Regions from separate parts of the Homo sapiens genome. Here region 2 is linked to region 1. A link is an interaction called in ENCODE POLR2A ChIA-PET data of the cell type or tissue named here. Cell type or tissue: CD4-positive, alpha-beta T cell. All regions are shown on one strand. Each heading gives the region's core, and the rest is flanking DNA. Links, peaks and the distances in the headings are about the cores only.

Region 1 (2,919 bases), core at 126-2,625:
TTATCTCCTGTTTCTCTCACTCATGTTTTCTCTACTCAAGCCATCCTGACCTCTTTGCTCTTCCTTGAAAGTGCCAGGCATGCTCCCACCTCAGGACCTTTGCACATGCAGTACCTTTGCCTGGAGGGCTCTTCCCCAGGTCTCTGCCTGGCTCGCTGCATAATTCCTCCACATTTCTGCTCACATGTCACTTTCCCTGACTACCCTATCAAAAATTGCAAACAACCCCACTGCAATACTTCCCTATTGTATTTTTCTCCATATTTTCTATTACCATCTAATATGCCACATAATCGATTTAGTTTTCCTATTTATCTGTTTCCCTCACTTAAGCTCTACCAGGGCAGAATTTTTGCCTGTTTCATTTGCTTCTGTAACCCCAGTATCTACAACAGTGCCTGACACAGAGTAGGTGCTCAATAACTGTTTATTCATTATATCAGTTAATTACTTAATGGCAAGTCTGCACTGACACTCCAACATCTCTGGTTTTATTAAATGTCTCTCATAACTGTGGTGATTATTTCTGTATTGGCAGACATGCAATTAATCCATTATGTACAATATGCAAACACTCTGTTGGAGACAGATACACAGTGACATATGAGACATGGCAGTCCCTTGTCTCCAAGAAGCTGTGGTTTGACCAGAAACGGAATATCTGAAATTGAGACAGTTCTCAAAAGTCTGGAAACCATGGTTCCCGGTGTCCCAGACTGGAATCTGCAGAAAGAGCAGCAGAGAGAAAGTCTTTGCCATGTCTTAAAAACTAAGTGTCTGGTCCAGTGGTCCACTGAGCATGTTGTTCATTCTGGGCCTGAGAACATCTAGTGAGGATAGCTAATGTTCATATAGTTCAGTGAAATTAATACTAATTAACAACCAGGTACACCATGAAACTATCTGAAGAAACCTGCTCCCTGGTTTTAATAGAGAAGTGGATTCTTGCCTGTGTTACTGTTAACTTTTACAATTGTGTCTTGTTAATGCTTTCCTGTCCATTTTTCCCATGATTGTGTCAATTTAGGGGAAGAGAGCAGAGTAGACATCATTTTCTCAAGATTTGCATCAAGTCAAACGGCACTTTTTTTCCCCTCCCAAACAGGACCATATTTGTCCTTTCCTTTGCTGAAAGTAGCACTAACATAGTAAGTGATAGGTCAGGTGTTACTTCCTTGCCCAGGTGTTGATTCTAATTTTGGCACCAAATCGTGTATATTTAAGCAGAAACCTCACAGAGGGTGTGTTTCACACTGTGCGCATATCAAAACAGGTTTCAGCTGGTGTGGGTGCCCACAATTCAACTAACTCCACCTGTGCAGTAACCAAACCCTCCTACAGAACAAAACCAACTTGAATGTTTGGCTGCAGTCAACAGTGATTAAGAACACAGTCCTGAAGCTTTGTATTCAGAAGGAAAATTCTTGTCTGTCACGCCCTCCACCACCCCCACCCACACCCACACCTCAGCCTAGGTGGGGTTGTTGAGTTTCATTCTTCCAAAGCACCCCTTTGCAATACTTAGCATGTCTGTAGTTGTGTGTTCGTTTGTGATTATCTGCCTTCCCTCACTATAGTGTCAGCTCAGTAAGGGACTGACTGTATTTTCACACTTGCTGCAGCATTCAAATGCCTTGCTCGGTAAGTGTGCAATACACATGCGCATTGATGAGTGGCTGACAACTTTCCAGCTGTGCCAAATGTATGGGGACGTAAAGAGGACCTCCAAATGTAACCAGAACACCCACATTTAATCCGAACTCTGCCCCCTTCTAGCTTTGTGACTCTGGAAGTCCTTCAGCCTCTCTGAGCTTCTATGTCTTCATCTGCAAAATAAAAATGATAATGATATTCTCCTCCGAGGCATTTCTAAGGAGTAAATGAGACTGACTTCTAAGTGCTCGGTAGACATCCAGTGGTCATAAGACAGATTCATTTAAATGGTAAACACGTTAAGCACTAATGTTATAAAATAACTGCTTAGTGGAAAATAAGATGAGATTTTAAAATTGAGGATATGGTCATCTATATCTTTGCCATTTAAAATAAGTTTGAGGGAAAAAAGGATACCCGTAAGCGCGTAGGAAATTGTGGAAGTGGCTGCAAATAAACGCGTATTTATTGTCTGCTTTATAGTTTCTAGACTGCAAGTGCCTTGTGCTACTTTATTTTCGAGTGCTGAATCCAGCCTAGGCACAGTCAATACATATTAACTAAATGGATGACCACCTGACCTATATCAGCTCTACATTTCCTCCAGCTGTTAATCTGCCCACTCCTTCAAGCACAAGGCATTTGACTAATACCTGGGAATGAAATTGCTTTACCTGGATTCAGTCTTATGATGTTTATGAATCCAGCACTGAATACTGCTTTCTCTTTGTTTAAGGTTGTATGAAGCTACTGATTCTGTGAATTAGCCAAAACATTGCCCTAATTTCTATGGGTACCTAGTGACTCTGGTCACATCCTCACTTCCCAGGGATGTGTTAAGGTCACCCACCCAGGCAGAGCTTTTAGGGACCAGTCCAAAAAAAAGAAAAGTAGGACTGGGCACGGTGGCTCACACCTGTAATCCCAGCACTTTGGGAGGCCGAGGCCAGCGGGTCACCTGAGGTTTGGCGTTCAAGACCACCCTGACCAACATGGAGAAACCCCGTCTCTATTGAAAATACAAAATTATCCGGGCGTGGTGGTGCATGCCTGTAATCCCAGCTACTCGGGAGGCTGAGGCAGGAGAATCACTTGAACCTGGGAGGCGGAGGTTGCGGTGAGCCAAGATCATGCCACTGCATTCCAGCCTGGGCAACAAGAGCAAAACTCCATCTCTAAATAAATAAATAAATAAATAAATGTAACCATCAGGATGGTTGTCGGCCTGGGGGAGGAGGAAAGGGGGAATTGTGGTTTTGTGGGTAG
Region 2 (2,919 bases), core at 179-2,678, 57 kb after region 1:
ATAGTTTGTTGGGTGGGAGGCTAGAAAATGGGGACTGCTGATTGGTTGGGCTCAGGATGAAATAACAGGGGGTCAGAGCTGTCTTCAGGTGCTGAGTCCATTCTTGGGTGGAGGTCACAAGACCAGATGAAACAATGTATTGGTATGGGTCCATGTGGCACTGGCTGATCAATCAGAATGCAGGATCTGAAAAATATCTCAAATACCAATCTTAGGTTTTACAATAATCATATTACTTATAGGAGCAATTGGGGAGGTTACAAATCTTGTGACCTCTGGCTGTATGACGACCCCTGAGCCCCAAACAAGAGGGGGTTAGTTTTGGTAAGGGGCTGTAATCGTCTTTGTTTAAATGATAAACTAAATTCCTCCCATAGTCAGCTTGGCCTATGCCCAGGAGTGAGCAAGGACAGCTTGGAGGTTAGAAGCAAGATGGAGCCTGCTGTGTTAGATTTCTCTCTCCGTCGTAATTTTTGCAAAGGTGGTTTCAAATTTGGGTTATTTTCCCTTTGTGTCATAAAGCAAGATCTTGATAATAAATATCAGAGGTACTGGTCTCCGGCAGTTCAAAGTTCCTTGGCTTTTATTGTCCTATAGAGCTTCCACTCTTCTTTGTGGGGCAGGGAGAGGGATTAGGCTGTTGGTGGGAATCAACTGATGGCAGCCACAGATCTCAGAGCAGACAAAAGTAATCAGGAAGAGGAGTAGGGTAAGGCAAAGACATAAGACACCCGTTTAGGAAGGATGAAGAAAAAGCAAAATGATATGTAAAATACTGGTCTTCAGAGCTGGCTATGTCAGCATCACTTAAAAATTTCACATAAACCTTGTGCAGTGGTGAGCACCTATAGTCCCATGTACTGGGGAGGCTGAGATGGGAGGATCTCTTGAGCCCAGGAGTTCAAATCCAGCCTGAACAACATAGCAAGAGCCCCATCTCTTAAATAAGAAAAAAAAGCCTTTACACACCCAGGATCCACCTCGGACTACTGAATCAGAAACATGTATCTGTATTTTTAACCAAGCACTCTGGTTGAACCTAGTGCATAGCCTGGTTTGGGAAGCACCATGATAGTATCTTTGATTGGGGCCTTCCATGGCAACATGGTGGAGAAATATTGAAGGCAGCAAAGCAGAGGGAAAATGGGGCATTATTGCCACTGGTCAGGGAGGATAAGAAGTGATCAGGAGCAGGACTACTAGCCAAACAACGGCACAGGGCTATGGTTATATTTGAAATAACAAAGTAGAAAATGTTAACATTAGTCATGGTGAAACCAAGTGCATTTTTTCTTGAGGTTACTGACTGGGTAGGAGCTCTGAGGCTTGGTGCCTGGATGAAAAGTATAAGCACCAATCTAAGGAACTTCCTGTTGATTTTGCAAAGCTGAGTTTCTCTGTGAGGCCTTGAAGTCTCTTCAAGGTGTGGTGGCTCACACCTGTAATCCCAGCACTTTGGGAGGCAGAGGTGGGTGGATCCCCTGAGGTCAGTAGTTGAAGACCAGCCTGGCCAACATGGTGAAACCCTGTCTCTACTAAAAATACAAAAAAATCAGCTGGGCGTGGTGGTGGGCACCTGTAATCCCAGCTACTTGGGAGGCTGAGGCAGGAGAATTGTTCAACCCGGGAGGCAGAGGTTGCAGTGAGCCAAGACTGTGCCATTGCACTCCAGCCTGGGCAACAAGAATGAAACTCTGTCTCAAACAAAAACAAAAACAAACACACACACACACACACAGAGACAGAGCACGGCCATTGGTAAATGGCAAACTGGCCCCTGGATGTGCTTCAGTGACATGAAGATATGTAAGTGCATGTAGTTAGCATTTTCTCCTTGACTACAGTGAGGCAGGTTACTGACATAATAAAAATTGTTTTTTTCTTCTCATTGAGTTCCATGCTATATTCTTTAACTCAAAAGCCAAAAGCTGGTAACCCATGAGTGGGTGAATTCAGCCCTTAGATGCATTTTGTTGGTCCTATACATAATGAGCCCTCTTGTATTTATTGCTTTAGTTAAATTAGTTGATTTTATTTTTTTTTTGAGACAGGGTCTCACTCTGTCACCCAGGCTGGAGTGCAGTGGTCCAATCATATCTCACTGCATCCTCAACTTCCAGGGCTCAAGATCACCCTGCCTCAGTCCCCCAAGTAGCTGGGACCACAGGTGTGTGCCACCACACCTGGCTAATTTTTTTGTTATGTGTAGAGACAGGGTCTCACTATGTTGCCCAGGCTGCTCTCAAACTCGGGCTTAAACAATCCTCCTGCCTTAGTCTCCCAAAGTGCTGGGATTACAGTCATGAGCCACTGCACCCCGCCTCTTGCTTTAATTTTAAAATAGTAGAAAACATGTAAAACTCAGATTTCCCATAAAAATTTAGTTTTCCAATCTAGATTTTAAGCTTCTGTTGAAAATTTGGAAAATATGGAAAGAGAGGTCCTCATTCTCACATGGCAGAGGTCAGCTGCCGTTGAGTGTTAGCAAACCCACAGAAAGGAATATTCACTCTGCAGTTGACATATTCATGTCCACCATTCGCTATTGTCTATTTTGTGTTTTTTCCAACTATTTCACTCACTTATTTTTCCTGCCTCGCTTTGAGTTTGCAGTCCTTGTCTGGCTCAATCACCTCTTTTTAAACGTTTCACCTCTTCAGTATTGCCATGCTTTTGAAATGTTTCTCCCATTTGTCTTCCAGGTATCTCTTTCGTTGTCTATAGTGCTGATTCAGTTTTCCTGCTTTCGATGACATTCTTGTGACTTTTGTGATTGCTCAATTTCAGGAAGTATTGCATTTTTTTTAACTTTACTGACTTTTACTTCTTTTATACTTCCAAACATACTTTTGTGGAGAAAATCTTTTTTATTTCAGAGTCTAATACCATGAGCTGAAAACTCAGTGCAGCTTAACCTTT

What was found. Peaks named below come from ENCODE experiments on the same cell type or tissue, not always from the same donor. Only the 100,000 strongest peaks of a DNase experiment are listed, where the experiment ranks them.
Region 2: POLR2A ChIA-PET joins it to region 1 with 8 read pairs; 7 of 35 experiments call an interaction of 5 or more read pairs at or near these places.

What each region holds. Positions count from the first base shown.
Region 1 is chr4:83,210,975-83,213,893 of GRCh38, reverse strand. No RefSeq gene overlaps it. Among named protein-coding and RNA genes, the nearest start is that of COQ2, 72 kb to the left of the region's middle. RefSeq lists a silencer at 1,247-1,296. In CD4-positive, alpha-beta T cell, for the core only: no CTCF peak of the experiment used is centred there; a DNase peak (open chromatin) is centred at 1,233; H3K27ac peaks cover 1,621 bases.
Region 2 is chr4:83,153,548-83,156,466 of GRCh38, reverse strand. The region is part of intron 4 of LOC124900167 (a long non-coding RNA gene); the gene reads left to right. Among named protein-coding and RNA genes, the nearest start is that of PLAC8, 40 kb to the right of the region's middle. In CD4-positive, alpha-beta T cell, for the core only: no CTCF peak of the experiment used is centred there; no DNase peak of the experiment used is centred there.